Regions from separate parts of the Homo sapiens genome. Here all the other regions are linked to region 5. Evidence: chromatin contacts called from ENCODE Hi-C data. All regions are on one chromosome and are shown on one strand. Each heading gives the region's core, a stretch centred on a gene start or an enhancer-like site at or near the end of the contact. The rest is flanking DNA. Distances are from core to core; before and after follow the strand shown.

Region 1 (2,742 bases), core at 43-2,542, 2.0 Mb after region 5:
GGCCTGGGCAACAGAGTGAGGCTCTGTCTCAAAAAAAAATATATATATATTATATATTATATTATGATATATATTATATATAATATATAAATATATATTATATATTATATAAATATATAAATATATAATATATATTTATATAAACATATTATATATATTATATAATATATATTTATATAATATATTATATATTATATAAATATATAATATATATTTACATATTATATAAATATATATATAATATATATTTATATATAATATATATAATATGTATTTATATATATATATACACACACGCATATATATTCTGCAGGGAATAGTTACTGCTTTTGTAATAACAGCCATTTTAAAATTTGTAAGAGAGTGAAGTGGTCTTAGCCTTATTTTATTTATTTATTTATTCTGTCCCCCAGGCTGGAGTGCAGTGGTATGATCTCGGCTCACTGCAACCTCCGCGTCCCGGGTTCATGGGATCCTCCCACCTCAGCCTCCCGAGTAGCTGGGATTACAGGAATGCACCACCACGCCAGACTAATTTTTTGTATTTTTTAGAGACGGGGTTTCGACATGTTGGCCAGGCTAGTCTCGAACTCCTGAACTCAAGCGATCCGCCTGGCTCGGCCTTCCAAAGTACTGGGATTACAGGCAAAATCCCAAAGTGTCCGCGCCCGGCCTTGGCCTTAGCTTTTTATTTGCCGAAAAGAAAGCCCTTCTTCTCCTTTTCACAGGTCAGGTCATGTCAGCTGGCTTCTCAACGGCTGTCAGTAAGTTACCAAGTTAACCAGGTCCCTGAAAGTTCCCTCATTTCCTCTCTTGGCTAAATGGAGAAGTCACTGTCCTTCAGAGAAGCCGTGCGGGAGCCGCACAGCGGCTGACCCCAGCCGCGCGGCAGCATCACCTGGGAACGTCCACCCGAGTCTGCCGCCCAGGCATGCAGCCCTCGGGAGCGCCCGTCGGCACGGGGCACGCCAGCCTCGGCCTGGGCCTCGGGCAGCGGCGGCGGCGGACCGGCTCGGGGGAACCGCGGGACGCTCGCTGGCCACATCCGGGCCTGGCCCCGTGGCGGTCAGTCCTGGGCCCAGGGAGCGGGGTCAGCGGCCCAACTAGGACGGCTAGAGGTCGCGGACAGGCCCGGACCTGACCAGCACCGCGCCCCCTCACCCCATCCCCTACGTAGGCTCGGGGCCGCGCAGCCAGCCCAGGCTGGCTCCTCCTTTACCTTCAGCGCCCCGGCTCGTCCTTGCCGCAGCAAACACGGGGCAGCCATGGCGGTGACAGCGGGCGCACCAAGCAGGGCCACAGCAGCTGCGCGCGCACCCGCGCCTGAACAGCCGCCCCTTGGGCCGACTGCGCCAATTACAGGCCAGCTGGGGGCGGAGCAGAGGCCGTGGGTCTGCGCGCGCATCCCCAGTAGGGCTAAGTGCCTCCCTTGGGGCCACGCCCCGGATCGGGACCACCAATCACAGGCAGCAGCGTGAGGGACACGTCACCGGCTGGTGCCGATCCCTGTGCCCTGCGGGCGCCTGGGCGCTGTGGCGGGGGCGCGGCGGAGACCTGCGGGGGCTGCTGGGCACCCCTCTCAGGCGTCTGCGCTGGGCCGGCTTGCATGTCCACCCGAACGCTTCGCACTTCTTTGCCCTTGTCCTCGCAGCCTTAAATCTGCGACCTTCCCTGGGGGCACAGTCTGGTCCTACTTGATTGATAGTTCTGTGTTTTGAGAGGTTTTAAAGCTCTTCAGCTCGGGACCTCGGCGCCCACACCACGCGCCCAGCTCCCTCACCCTCTGTCGGCAACGCGGCCACCACTGCTCACTGCCCCTCCTGCATGGCCCCTGCCAACGCTAATACCAGAGTTAGGCCGATTGGAAATGGAAGCTTTGTTTCACCTAAATGTTTATTTAGCAAAGAGTTCGTCCCCAACGTTAGTCGTAATTGTGGAGTCGGTGTAATTAGTTATTAGCTTCTTTCTCTGCCTCTTCTCTGCCTTCCGCCGCGTGCCCAGAGCCCCATTCGCATTTCATCGGAGATGGACGTGCCACCTTCAGCTTCCACAGGGGAAGAGGCCCTGCCACAGTCATTTAAATGGATTGTGTAGGGATTCCTGACACAGCTAGCGATTCATTGAGGTGGCAAGATAAACTGGCGGAATGAGGCCTTTATCAAAGGCCTTTATCAAAGAGGAGTCTGCTATCAAGTAAATGCAAGGGCATCTGCCACCATCCACCCTGGGAGGCAAAAAGAATAACCTTAGATCTTAGGATAATCATGAGAAGGGATCCTTTGTCCCTAAAGGGAGAAAAAAAAATGCCAAAAGATTTTTTTTTTGTTTAAATTTTTTTTTTTTTTTTGAGACGGAGTCTTGCTCTGTAGCCCAGGCTGGCGTGCAGTGGCGCCATCTTGGCTCATTGCAAGCTCCGCCTCCCGGGTTCACGCCATTCTCTTGCCTCAGCCTCCCGAGTAGCTGGGACTACAGGCACCCGCCACCACGCCCGGCTAAATTTTTGTAATTTTTAGTAGAGACAGGGTTTCACCGTGTTAGCCAGGATGGTCTCCATCTCCTGACCTCGTGATCCACCCGTCTCGGCCTCCCAAAGCCCTGGGATTACAGGTGTGAGCCACTGTGCCTGGCCTAAATTTTTTTTTTTGAGACAGAGTCTTGCTCTGTTGCCCAGGCTGGAGTACAGTGGCACAATCTAGGCTCACTGCAAGCTCCACTTCCTAGGTTCAAGCGATTCTCCTCCCT
Region 2 (2,700 bases), core at 169-2,668, 1.0 Mb before region 5:
TTAGCCCATGCAATGGGACAGGGAGAAGGGACAGGCACAGTCATCCGTGAGGGCCTGGGTCCCCACCCACCTCATCCCCACCCCCCGTCTGCACCCGGGGCCCTCACCTGCCTCCCCACTGTCTGCACTTGCCCAGGGGGTCTGTGGACCACCATCTGCAGATGTGCCTCAGGCCAGAACACACTCTGCACCCCAGCTCCCAGGGGATGCAGCCTACAGCTGTGGCCACGGGGATTTCAGACACCCACATCTGACATATGTGACCAGCACGACTCCTGACCCACCCCATCCCATGCATTAACAAGCCCAGCAGCCCCACCCACCATGTGAGGCACAATCTGAGCTTTTCTGCATCCTCTTCCACCCCCACTGCCCCCAGCTCCTGCCCCACCCTCCAGCCCCTGCTGTGACAGGTGCCAGGGATGCCTCCAACCAGCAACACAGAGCCCCCTCCCTCCTCCCCACTCCCTCCCTGCTCAAGACAACTCTCCACATCCCATTCTCTCAGAGTTTAGTCTAAGGCCTCATCCATCACCCCACAACTGCCATAGGCCCTGAGGGTAAAAGCCCCCGGCACTTCTCCTCCCTAGAGACTCCCCTCTCTGCCCGGGCCTAGAACACCCTCCTTCCTGCACTCAGTCCTCGCTCCATCATGGTCCCTCCTCATGGGGCTTCCCTGTTATTATCGGCTCCCCTCTCCAGGACTCCCTCCCCTCTCCAGCACTCCCTCCCCTCCCCAGGACTCCCTCCCCTCTCCAGAGTTCCCTGCGCTGATTTCCAGCTCACACAGTGGCCCTGACGCACAGCCATGGAAGTAGAGAGGGTCCTGGCACCCACAGTGGAGACGGTCACTAAGATGGGGAGACCCAGGTGGATGGAGTGAAGGTGCCCTGAGGACACACAGGTTGAAGGGAGCTGAGCTTGGGGCCTGGGGGTGGGGACAGTCCATGCATAGACCTGGGGTGCAGATCTCCTCACGGAGGACACAGGGCCAGTGCTGGGAGCCCAATTTAGCCACAGCCTTGGGGTCAGCCCTGGCAGTGCCAGCCTCAGCTGCAGAGACTCATCCAAGGCCCTGTGGGTTGGCTGGACCTGCCGCACAGACCATGCCTGCTTCCCCTCCTCCCAGGTGTGAACATGAACACGGTCTGGTACATGAAGCCCCGCGAGAGACGGGACTGCGCCCTCCACGCCCCGTGAGAGACGGGACCGCCCCCCCCCCCACGCCCCGTCAGAGACGGGACTGCGCCCCTCACGTGCACTTGCAGCTCCCCTTTCTCAGGCCAGGGACTAATGCACTCTGTTTCCTTGTTCTGCACGATGACTGGAGGGAATTAACCAATGCCAGGGGCAGAAACCTCCTGCCTTCTTAGTTCATGACCCTTGTAGAGGAACTTCCCCTTTGTCCTGATAAGCAAGGACCAGAAGACAGGAAACGGTGACTGCCGCACCCTCTGACAGGTTAAATGCACCCTTCCCTGAAGCAGGCACTGCCCGTCGTCCATCAAACGCTGTGACAGCGCCCACCTCGTAGGAAGGACGCCGCGGTCCTGCTAAAAGCCTCCGCCTCTGCCTGCCCGAGGGCACCCTTCCCCTCCCTACTCCCGAGGGTGGACTCCATTTCTCTGGAGCTGGTGTTTCTGGGTGGGCCAGCCTCCAGCTGCCTTTGAATAAACCCCCCTTACATTAGATTCTGACCCTGTGGTGATTTTAGGCCGGTGGTGCTCTGTGGAAGGCAGGCTGTGTGGACGTCCTGACTCAGGGGCTGCTCCCACTGGGTGACAGGCACAGGGCAATTGAGACAGCCCAGGAGGCTGAGGTCAAAGGGGCGCAGAGGCCCCGGGGCTGTGCAGGAGAAGGGGCCGGGCCAGGGGAGGAGGCGCTCAGAGAGAGCTCTGATGGCCCCGTGCAGTGGCACAGACCGACTCACCGTTTAACCTTGCGTGTGTAATGTGGTGTCATGGCCTTTTAAAGGTATCATTGATGGTTAATAGGCTGCACATACTTCAAGTCTACAGTGTGACAATCTTGCCCGTGTATACCCCTGGGGTGTCCCACAGTGGCTCACAGGAACCTGCAGTCCTTGGTCCCCTGTGGTCCGTGCTCCCACTCCACCCGCCACTGCCCGCCGACAGGTGCCCACTTGCGGTCACTATAGACTCCTGGACTTTCAGAAGTCGACACAAAGGGAATCATGTCGTAAGTATTCTTTTGTGTCTGGCTTCTCTTAGTATTTATAGAAGATGTATCCACGCTGCTGAGCATATAAACAGTTCTTTTCTGTTTAGAATTCCACCGTGGGAAAAAACCACCACTGGCTCTTCCACTCAACCAGTGAAGAACATTCGAGCTGTATGCAAGGCGGGATACACGAGTAAAGCTGCTTTAGACATTTGTGCACAGTTCTTCTCATGGAAGCACTTCCATTTCCTGCAGGTACCACCTAGGAGCACAACGGTTGGATCCTGCGGAAGCAGCACGTGGAACTTCCTAAGAAACTGTTCAAGACTGCGGCACGGCGGTTCCACTATCTACATTCCCCTCAGCAGTGCACAGAGTTCCAGGTTCTATTATCTACATTCCCTTCAGCAGTAAACAAAGTTCCAGGTTCTATTATCTACATTCCCCTCAGCAATGCAGAGTTCCTGGTTCTATTATCTACATTCCCCTCAGCAATGCACAGAGTTCCAGGTTCTATTA
Region 3 (2,700 bases), core at 180-2,679, 1.9 Mb after region 5:
GCAAGAGCATCACCAATAACTATACTGGCAGAGGTTCACATTTCACCTCGATTCTTCCTTATGTTTAGAGAAAGCCTATTTTTCAGTATGCCAGGAAAAATCATGAAAGTAGACCTAACTAAAGCTGGGGGTTTCTTTCATCCTGAAGAGGAACCACTTCCTAAGGAAAAATCATCTACTGTTTTAAAAAGCAAACTCTCGTAGAGTTGGAAGAGAACCCCACACACAGGTGGAACACCCCCCAGGGCTGCGGCCCCGCCGTGGCGCTCAGCCTGGCCTGCCCTGGGCCCGACCTCAGGACGCCGCCATTCCCGGACCCTCGGGCCTCCCGTCAGGAATCCGCCATCGGAACGGAGGCCCTAACTGGTCCCGTCGCAGAGCCACTGTCCAAATAAGGCATTTCGAGAGCCACGAGGATGACATAAAGCAGACTCCGCGTTTCTTCATTTTTCGTTAAGTGACACGATTTCCCTCACAAGGAAGGTGCAAACCCACAGGGCGCCCAGACCCTGCCCGGCACTTCCTGTCATCCATTACCACGACCCGTGTGACAGAAGCGGCTCTTCCCACCAATTCCCGGGACGCCGGAACCGCTTCCCCAGCACCCGGCCCCAAACACTGCCGTCAGCGAGCGGCCCTGGGCTGCTCCCGCGCCGGCGCCCGGCTGAGGGCCACGAGCCCCATCACGCCCACCGCCCCCAGGACCCCGACCCACCCGCTCGCCACGGCCGAGGCCGGGGCCGGGGTCGCGGCCGCCATCTTCCCGCCTGCGCCGCCGCGCGCCCCGCACCCTCCGAGCAGCCCCGCCGGCCCTGAGGACTCCGCGAGGCCGCGGACCCGACCGGCCCCACGCGCGCCGCCCGCCCCGGCCCCGCCCCGCCGCGCGCCCCCGACCCTCACGCCCGCCGCCCCGCCCGCGCCGGGCTCCGCGCGCCCCCGCCCCGCGCCGGGGCGCGCGCCGCACTCCGAAAGGGACGGTTAGGAGCGCGCGCTTCGATCAGGCCCAGCGCGGCGGCGGCGGCGCCTTCCAGAAATTTCCGCGTCCCTCAACCCACACTAAGAAACCAACTGGGCGCGCCCCCGCGCCGGTTGGGCTGAAGGCGCCCCCTCCCCCGCGGGTGCCCGCTCCCCTCCCCCACCCGCGCCCCCTCCCCGCCCCCTGCCCCGGGCGGCGGGTCAAATGCGGGCCCTCGAGGGCAGCGCCGGCCCTCCAGACCCGGGCGGCAGCGGCGGCGGCGGGCGGCGGCCGCGGGCCGGTGTGATTGATAGGGACGGCGGCGGCGAGAGCGGCGGCGGCGGCGGCGGAGCGGTTGAGTGACAGCTTACCTGGGTGCCAATCTTCATCACACTGACAAGCGGCTGCAGCAATCGGGACCCGCAGTGCCGCGCCCGCGTCCAACCGTCACGCCGACGCTGGGCCACGCGACACAGCCTCGCTCAATGGGAGGAGGGCGACGCCGACGCGCGCCGCATCAATATTCAGAGAGGGGGCGGGGCCTGCCGGAGACGGGCCCCGCCCCTCCCTGCGCGGCGGCGGGCGCGGGGCGGGGCCTGATCGCTGGGGGAGGAGAGCGAGGGCGGGAACCGGGCGGTGGCCGGCCCCGCCTCCAGCCCCGCCCGCACCCGGAGCTAGGCCGTGCCCCCAACCGGCCGCGCCCGAGCGCGAGGAGCTGTCTGCCCCGCCCCGAAGGCAGAGCCTCCCGCCTTATGACTATGCAGTAGGGGCGTGGCCTCAGCGCACGTCTTGCCCCCTCCGCGCCCTCGGTTGCCGCCCAGGAGAGGTGTGTGTAGCCGGGCGAAACCATTTGCCTCGAGCAGGCGGGGAGGGAGGGCTGTACCATCCGTAACCCCACCGCCGGGCGTCCCGTAGCCGAAGGCCTCCGTTCTGTGTGTGCCCGGTTTGAATGTAAGCCCGTGGGAGCCTCGCAGCCTTCCTCCCCAGGCTCTGGAGCCCGGGTGGGCCCGTCCTGGGCGGCACAGTGGATGCTCACGTGCCTCCCCCCCTGCGGCAGCGCGAGTGCTTAGCACCTGAGGCTTTACCCTGGGGGCTGTCTTCCCTCTGTGAGGACCCCAGCAAGGACTCATGATGTCCACAGGTGCTTAGGGGTGGCCTCTGGGCTACTTGGCCTCGCTTGACCACACCTTCCGGCCCAGGTGAGCCTTGCGGGTCTAGGTGACCAATGCGGCCTCCAGGTAAAGGGCACCTGCCTTAGGGGACGCCCACAAGTGTCTGCATTTCAAACTGCTTTGAAAGACCACCCTAACCGACCACTGCCACAATGTACCCACAAGTGCAGATGGTGGCTTTGGTCTCCAAGATGTAAGGAAAGGGCGACACATTCCCCACTGCGTAGGAAAGCACACGGTTTGCCTGACTGGCCTTCAATACTGCAGAAACATCCATTTATGCAGTGGCCCACCGAAGGCCATCAGTGCCTTGAGTCCATACACAGCGCGGGAAGGGCAGCTCTGTGGGCCCCCACTCCTCCCGGAAGGCAGACAGGCCCAGGACTGGAGCTGATTGCTAGAGGGAGCCTGGGGGTAGGTCTAGGCATGAACAGCTCGGAGGACATCCCTCCTGTGTCTTCAGAGCTCCACACCGCCAGGAGGTCTTGGCCAAGTGCTGTGCAGCTGCAGAGCCGCCTCTTTCAGAAAGATGGGAAGCAGCAGGGTGGGCAAGAGGGAGGCCCTGAGATACTT
Region 4 (2,700 bases), core at 58-2,557, 1.2 Mb after region 5:
CAAATTCCACTGAAGCTCTGCTCCCCTCTTCCTGTCCTCCTCCCAGGCCAGCCCGCACCGCAGGCCCCGCCGTGCCCAGGTGGCCCTTCTTTACATCCCGTGGGGCCCAGCACAGGGACCAGGCATACCTGCTCCCGTCCCCAGTGACCAGGCCGCAGGTGGGCAGCACAGGAGAGCACGACCCGGCAGGGCACCCCCAGCCCTCCTGCTGACTCGACAAGGCCAGGAAGTGCCCGTCGTCCTGGTTCTGCCTCGGCCCTGCGTGACACCCACGCCACTGCACCCAGGCCTCTCCTACCCCTCCACGGGCCACTTAGCTGCAACCAGGAGGCCGTGGGCCAACGCGTTTTAAAAGCTGGCTCCCTAAAGCCAATCCGCACAGTCCCGAACTGCTCTCTGGGGCTTCTCCTCGTCAGAGCAAACACCTGCAGGGATGCCGCTCTGCTAGAGGGTGCAGAGCAGCCCCTGCCCCACCCTCTTCCCTTCGGCCACCTCCTGGCGTGGTCAGGCCGAGGGGAATCCACCCTCGTGGGCACCGTGACCTCACTCGGCGTCTTCTTCCTGACTTCCCCACGCACAGGGGCCCAGGAGGTGAGCGCGCGAGCGTCTCGAGCTCCACGGCCGCTTCTGCGTTCCAGCGGGGCAAGGTCCCGGCTCGCGTGACTGCTCCGGGACTCCTCGGGGCTCTGCGACATTTCCTCGCCTCCGGGAGCCGCACCGCCCGCCCGCCCCCGCGGCAGTTGGCCCGGTCGGCGGGAAGGGGCGAGGACGAGCGGCTGCGCCATAGCTGGTGCACAGGGCTCCCTCCTACCCGCGTACCCCGACGCCGGACCCGTCCCACCCGCAGGGGCCCGCAGAGCGCTCAGCCCTCCGCTTCCGCCCCCGCAAGCCAAGCAGAGCGGGAGGCTCATCCCGCGCCTGCCTCCAGGGCGCCCGCGCCAGGCTCTGCCCGCAGCTCCCGAGCCTCCCTCGGGGAACTGAGGCTCGTCTCGGGCAGCCCCGCCAAGGTCACGGGCTCGGGTTACGTAAGCCCGGGCTGCGGGCGGATGCGTACCTGCAGCGGGAACGTGGCCGCCCGGTTGCCCACGTAGCCGCGGATGACGTGGCTCTGTATGGAGAGCACCCGGCACTCCTCCTCCATGCCGGGCCTGGCCGCGGCGGCGCGGGGCCGAGGCGGGGGCACGGTCTCCGCCGCTCGCTCGGGCTCCGGCTCGGCTCGGGCTCGGGCTCCGGCCCCGGCTCCCCTCGGCTGCGACTCTGGCTCTGGCGCGCGGCGGACCCGATCAGCGCAGACGCCTCCTTCTGACCTCAGCGGGCGGCTCCGAACCCGCGAGTTCCGCGCGGCGCCGGGGGCTGGCCGGGGGCGGACCGGGGCGGGGACAGCCACGCAGGCCCCGCCCCCGGGCTGGGAGGAAGCGAAACCGGACCCTGGCCGCGCGGCCGCGCCAGGTGGCCCCCGCCACTCTGCCGCCCGAAACGCTGGGTTTGCACTTTCATTCCGCCTGGAGAGGGCTCTGCAGCGCCGTTCATTCGTTCGTTCATTCATTCATTCAACCATTGTGCTCCGCCTCAGCCCTGCGCCCCGCGCCCCGCGCCCCGCGCCCCGCCGCACGCAGGGGAGACTCGGGGGCCCGGGCTCCACGCCCCTGACCTCCGGGCGCGACACTCTCGCAACGCGGATGGCCACGAGAGTGCGCGCGGGCGTGGGAATAGTGCGGAGGCGCGAAAGTGACCCCGGACCCCGGATACCCAAGGGAACCGCGCTCTCAACTGCCTGCAGGGCCCGGAGCCCGCATCCGATCCGCGTCCCTTCCCAGGGGCCGCGCGGGAGCTGACAGACACGGGGCCGGGGGGACCCAGTCAACTCCGCACCGGCCTGGGGCGGCGGGCTTCTCTGGGGGCGCCCCAGACCCTTGCGGACCCTGAGTGCCCACTCTGGTGGCGCGGCCTGCAGAGGCCCCCAGCCGATGGCCACATGCCCGGCCGTCCATCCACAGGTGCCTGGGTCTGGGCCGCGTGTCCGATCCCACCCCAACCAGGTCTTCCTGTGGAGGGCCTGCCTTCGAGGACGAACCTGACCCCCTGGGGGACCCCACAGCCTTCACTTCCCACCCCTACGCTCTCCACAGCTGACGCACTCCCTGCGGCTTCCCTGCACCACCCCGGGGAACGGAGGCCTTTGGGTTCCAGACTTGCAGACATGGTGATTTGGGGCCCTGGGGTCAGTATCACCAGACTAAAGTCTTGGTGACCTAACACAGCGCACCTAGGGCTCTGTAGCTTGGTGAGACCCAATGCCCGACCAGGCGGGTGCTGAGGACTGAGGGAGGAAGACATTACTTAGAGATCTAGGCTTTTAAAAGAAAGTACTTCATAATTAGTCATAATTGTCCATTAATAATAGCTAACATTGGCCGGGCGCGGTGGCTCACGCCTATAATCCCAGCACTTTGGGAGGCTGAGTTGAGCGGATCAAGAGGTCAGGAGTTCAAGACCAGTCTGGCCAACATAATGAAACCCCATCTCTACTAAAAATACAAAAATTTAGCTGGGTGTGGTGGTGTGCACCTGTAATCCCAGCTACTTGGGAGGCTGAGGCAGGAGAATTGCATGAACCCAGGAGGTGGAGGTTGCAGTGAGCCAAGATCGCGCCATTGCCCTCCAGCCCGGGTGACAGTGAGAGACTCTGTCTCAAAAAAA
Region 5 (2,700 bases), core at 60-2,559:
GCTTCGGAGCCATCTGCAGGCGCCCAAATCCCAACCTAAAATCACCACAGGGTCAGAATCTAATGTAAGGGGGGGTTATTCAAAGGCAGTTGGAGGCTGGCCCACCCGGAAACACCGGCTCCAGAGGAATGGAGTCCGCCCTCGGAAGCGGGGAGGGGAAGGGTGCCCTCGGGCAGGCAGAGGCGGAGGCTTTTAGCAGGACCGCGGCGTCCTTCCTACGAGGTGGGCGCAGTCCTCGCGTTTGATGGACGACGGGCAGTGCCTGCTTCAGGGAAGGGTGCGGCAGTCACGGTTTCCCGTCTTCTGGTCTAAGCAGTGCAGAAAACAGGGAAGTTCATCTACAAGGGTCATGAACTAAGAAGGCAGGAGGTTTCTGTCCCCGGCACCGGCGAATCCCGGACCCGAGAAAGGAGCTACGGGCGCACAGAAGCGGGCGGCCCCGGCTCTCGCGGGGCTTAAAGCGCGCAGTGTGTTCGGGTTCACACCTCTAAATGTATTTTTGCCATTTCTTAAGTAGCCTTAAAAATGTCCGTCACTATTTAGTCCTTTTATCAACCGAGGGGCCCGGAAGGCCGCAGCGAGGGCGTCGGCGAGAAGCCATGGAGGAGAAACGGCGCTTCTCTCGGGAGTTTAGGTGGCAGCTTCAGCAGCACACGTTTCAGCCCATTCTGGGGCCGTTTCTAGTGTGGTTAACGTACAAAAATAAACAAATCCCCTAAAAGTCCCACGCGGACATCGGCGGGAGCCCAGGGCCGGACGCCGCGGTGTGGAGCGAGGGCGCCGGCGCGGACTATGAGGGCCCACCGCGCCTCGTCCAGGGCTCACTTAAGAGCAGCGTGAGCAGCGCTTGGGACCGCCGTCCGGGACGCCCGCAGCCCTTTAGGATGGAGGCCACCGTGACCTCCGCCACCGAAGCACCGCGCTCCCCTAGTCCCCTCAGCCGGTCGCCGTTCCCCGCCGCGCAGGCGCAGGAGCCGCGGCGAGCCCCTCGGTCACGCCTCGCCCCTCGGTCACGCCTCGCCCCTCGGTCACGCCTCGCCCCTCGGTCACGCCTCGCCCCTCGGTCACGCCTCGCCCCTCGGTCACGCCTCGCCCATCCGCGCCGCGCAGGCGCACTGAGCCTCAGCCGCTCTCCTCGCTACCAGGCTCCTTTCCTCTATCGCGCAGGCGCACTGAACCTCAGCCGCGCCGGGAGGCGAGCCCGTTGGCGAGGGGCGGGGCAGATGGCGAGGGAGCGGGGCGAGCTGCTTTTTGAGGCTGCGCACTCGCATGGCCCCACCTCGCAGGTCCACTTCCGGCGCCGCGGCTGTTCCGGGCGGAGACCGCTTGTGCTGGAGTCGGAGTTGTAACGCTCCACTGACTGATAGAGCGACCGGCCGACCATGGCGCCCGGAGTGGCCCGCGGGCCGACGCCGTACTGGAGGTTGCGCCTCGGTGGCGCCGCGCTGCTCCTGCTGCTCATCCCGGTGGCCGCCGCGCAGGAGCCTCCCGGAGCTGGTGAGGGCGCCGGGGCGGGCGGGGCCGCGAAGGGGGCGGGGCGGCTGGTGGGTCCAGGTCGGGGTCGGGGTCGGGGTTTCGGCCAGGGCGCTGGGCTCGGCGGGCGGCCTGGGCCCACGGTCGCAGGCAGCGCCCCGACGGAGGCTCCTCGAGGGTCACGCCCGTTTGGCGGCCGCGGGAGCTGCCGTCGCGGCTGGGGCGCGGGCAGGGGAAGAGCCGTCTTTGTCTTTGTCTTTGTTTTGTCCAGTCGCTGCGGCCGCTCCTCGCGCGTGGCCTCGGGTTGGCCCTCGCCCGGCAGGCGGGACGCTTGGCACCTGCGGCCTCCCTTAGCCTCACTGCGACCCCAAACAGCACTCCTCGGGTTCGATCCCGAGCCGGGAAGCCGGCTCACGACGTGTTCGAGGTCGCACAGCTGGTCGGGGGCAGGCCGGGATGGCGGCCGCAGGCCCCTGCAGGGTGATGGGGCCGCGGCCGGTGTGTCTCTACAGCCGCCGGCGTTCACGCCGCCACTCCCTCCCGGCCGCAGTTCCACGCACAGCAGCGAACGCTCGCACTTATGCCTTAGAAAGGAAGGCGTCCCCAAAGCCAGGCTGTAGCATCTGATTTTGAAGCAAGCTGATTGCGGTTCTACGCTGTCCAGACGCGCAGGTGGCATTCTTCATCGTTTATCCCGTCTGCACCAGGCCCTGCGGCCACAGTGGTGACCGACAGCCAGAGCTCCTATCCAAGAGGAGCTGAGTCCCCGGGAGGCTGACCAAGAAAGAAGCAGTGAGGGCGCGGGGGCTGGGGGAGGAAAGTGCATGACAGGAGACTCAGAGTTCCAGAAACCGGCAGTGTTTATAGAGGGTGGCTTCCTGTGGGGCTGGGCCTCCAGGGCCTGGTGGGCTGCGGGAAAATCCAGCAGGTTCTAAGCTGGAGAGTGTCATGGTTGGACCTGTTTCACAATGTCATGCTGGCTTCCGTGTGTGGAGTTTCCAGGTGACCACTAGTGGTGGGGAATAGTGCCACCTTAACTTCAGTTTCCTGACCCTTACAATTAGGGTTGACCTGGGCCCAGCTTGAGGGGCTAATACTTTTCTCAGCTCTTGTTAGCCCAGGCTCTGTCAGTGTCTGTTTAGCATAGTAGAGCACCTTTTCTTTTTGTGACCTTATGGAATGTTTATTCCGATGCAGGATTATTTGTGTTTCTTCTTACCTGCCTCC

Evidence for each region. Hi-C counts contacts between places; a loop is a spot of excess contacts on that map. Pooled maps may share reads with other maps.
Region 1: a pooled map shows a loop between it and region 5 (13-fold over the local background). The contact joins the promoter of NDUFV3 here to the promoter of PTTG1IP in region 5. A Hi-C loop is called at or near these places in 1 of 168 maps with a recorded cell type or tissue (CD8-positive, alpha-beta T cell), 1 of 37 single-sample maps with no recorded cell type and 7 of 50 pooled maps.
Region 2: a loop to region 5 is called in a map of transverse colon, with 9 times the contacts of the local background. The contact joins the enhancer-like site here to the promoter of PTTG1IP in region 5. A Hi-C loop is called at or near these places in 2 of 168 maps with a recorded cell type or tissue (naive thymus-derived CD4-positive, alpha-beta T cell and transverse colon) and 6 of 50 pooled maps.
Region 3: a map of naive thymus-derived CD4-positive, alpha-beta T cell shows a loop between it and region 5 (7-fold over the local background). The contact joins the promoter of PKNOX1 here to the promoter of PTTG1IP in region 5. A Hi-C loop is called at or near these places in 1 of 168 maps with a recorded cell type or tissue (naive thymus-derived CD4-positive, alpha-beta T cell), 1 of 37 single-sample maps with no recorded cell type and 11 of 50 pooled maps.
Region 4: a map with no recorded cell type shows a loop between it and region 5 (25-fold over the local background). The contact joins the promoter of PDXK here to the promoter of PTTG1IP in region 5. A Hi-C loop is called at or near these places in 3 of 37 single-sample maps with no recorded cell type and 8 of 50 pooled maps.

Annotation. Positions count from the first base shown.
Region 1 is chr21:42,891,859-42,894,600 of GRCh38, reverse strand. NDUFV3 (NADH:ubiquinone oxidoreductase subunit V3) reads right to left here and starts at 1,292. Exons shown (of 4, transcript NM_021075.4): 1 at 1,220-1,292. The coding sequence starts at 1,267. It also overlaps a transcript of WDR4 not described here. RefSeq lists silencers at 916-1,165, 1,506-1,805.
Region 2 is chr21:45,890,994-45,893,693 of GRCh38, reverse strand. The region is part of intron 5 of PCBP3 (poly(rC) binding protein 3); the gene reads right to left. Among named protein-coding and RNA genes, the nearest start is that of PCBP3-AS1, 56 kb to the right of the region's middle. RefSeq lists an enhancer at 826-1,547. Within about 2 kb of position 1,418, at least 4 of the 41 ENCODE cell types and tissues checked have a DNase peak (open chromatin) inside an H3K27ac peak, as active enhancers do; they include transverse colon, where a contact is called at or near this core.
Region 3 is chr21:42,973,291-42,975,990 of GRCh38, reverse strand. It overlaps PKNOX1 (PBX/knotted 1 homeobox 1), which reads right to left and starts at 1,429. Exons shown (of 11, transcript NM_004571.5): 1 at 1,327-1,429. RefSeq lists an enhancer at 1-630 and silencers at 592-791, 932-1,251, 1,382-1,771, 2,082-2,241.
Region 4 is chr21:43,717,736-43,720,435 of GRCh38, reverse strand. PDXK (pyridoxal kinase) reads right to left here and starts at 1,307. Exons shown (of 11, transcript NM_003681.5): 1 at 1,055-1,307. The coding sequence starts at 1,141. LOC124905032 (a long non-coding RNA gene) reads left to right here and starts at 1,888. Exons shown (of 2, transcript XR_007067896.1): 1 at 1,888-2,221. RefSeq lists silencers at 319-508, 666-975, 1,016-1,805 and enhancers at 1-614, 1,956-2,005.
Region 5 is chr21:44,872,299-44,874,998 of GRCh38, reverse strand. It overlaps PTTG1IP (PTTG1 interacting protein), which reads left to right and starts at 1,309. Exons shown (of 6, transcript NM_004339.4): 1 at 1,309-1,497. The coding sequence starts at 1,383. RefSeq lists enhancers at 352-1,029, 1,187-1,687, 1,688-2,188 and a silencer at 946-1,595.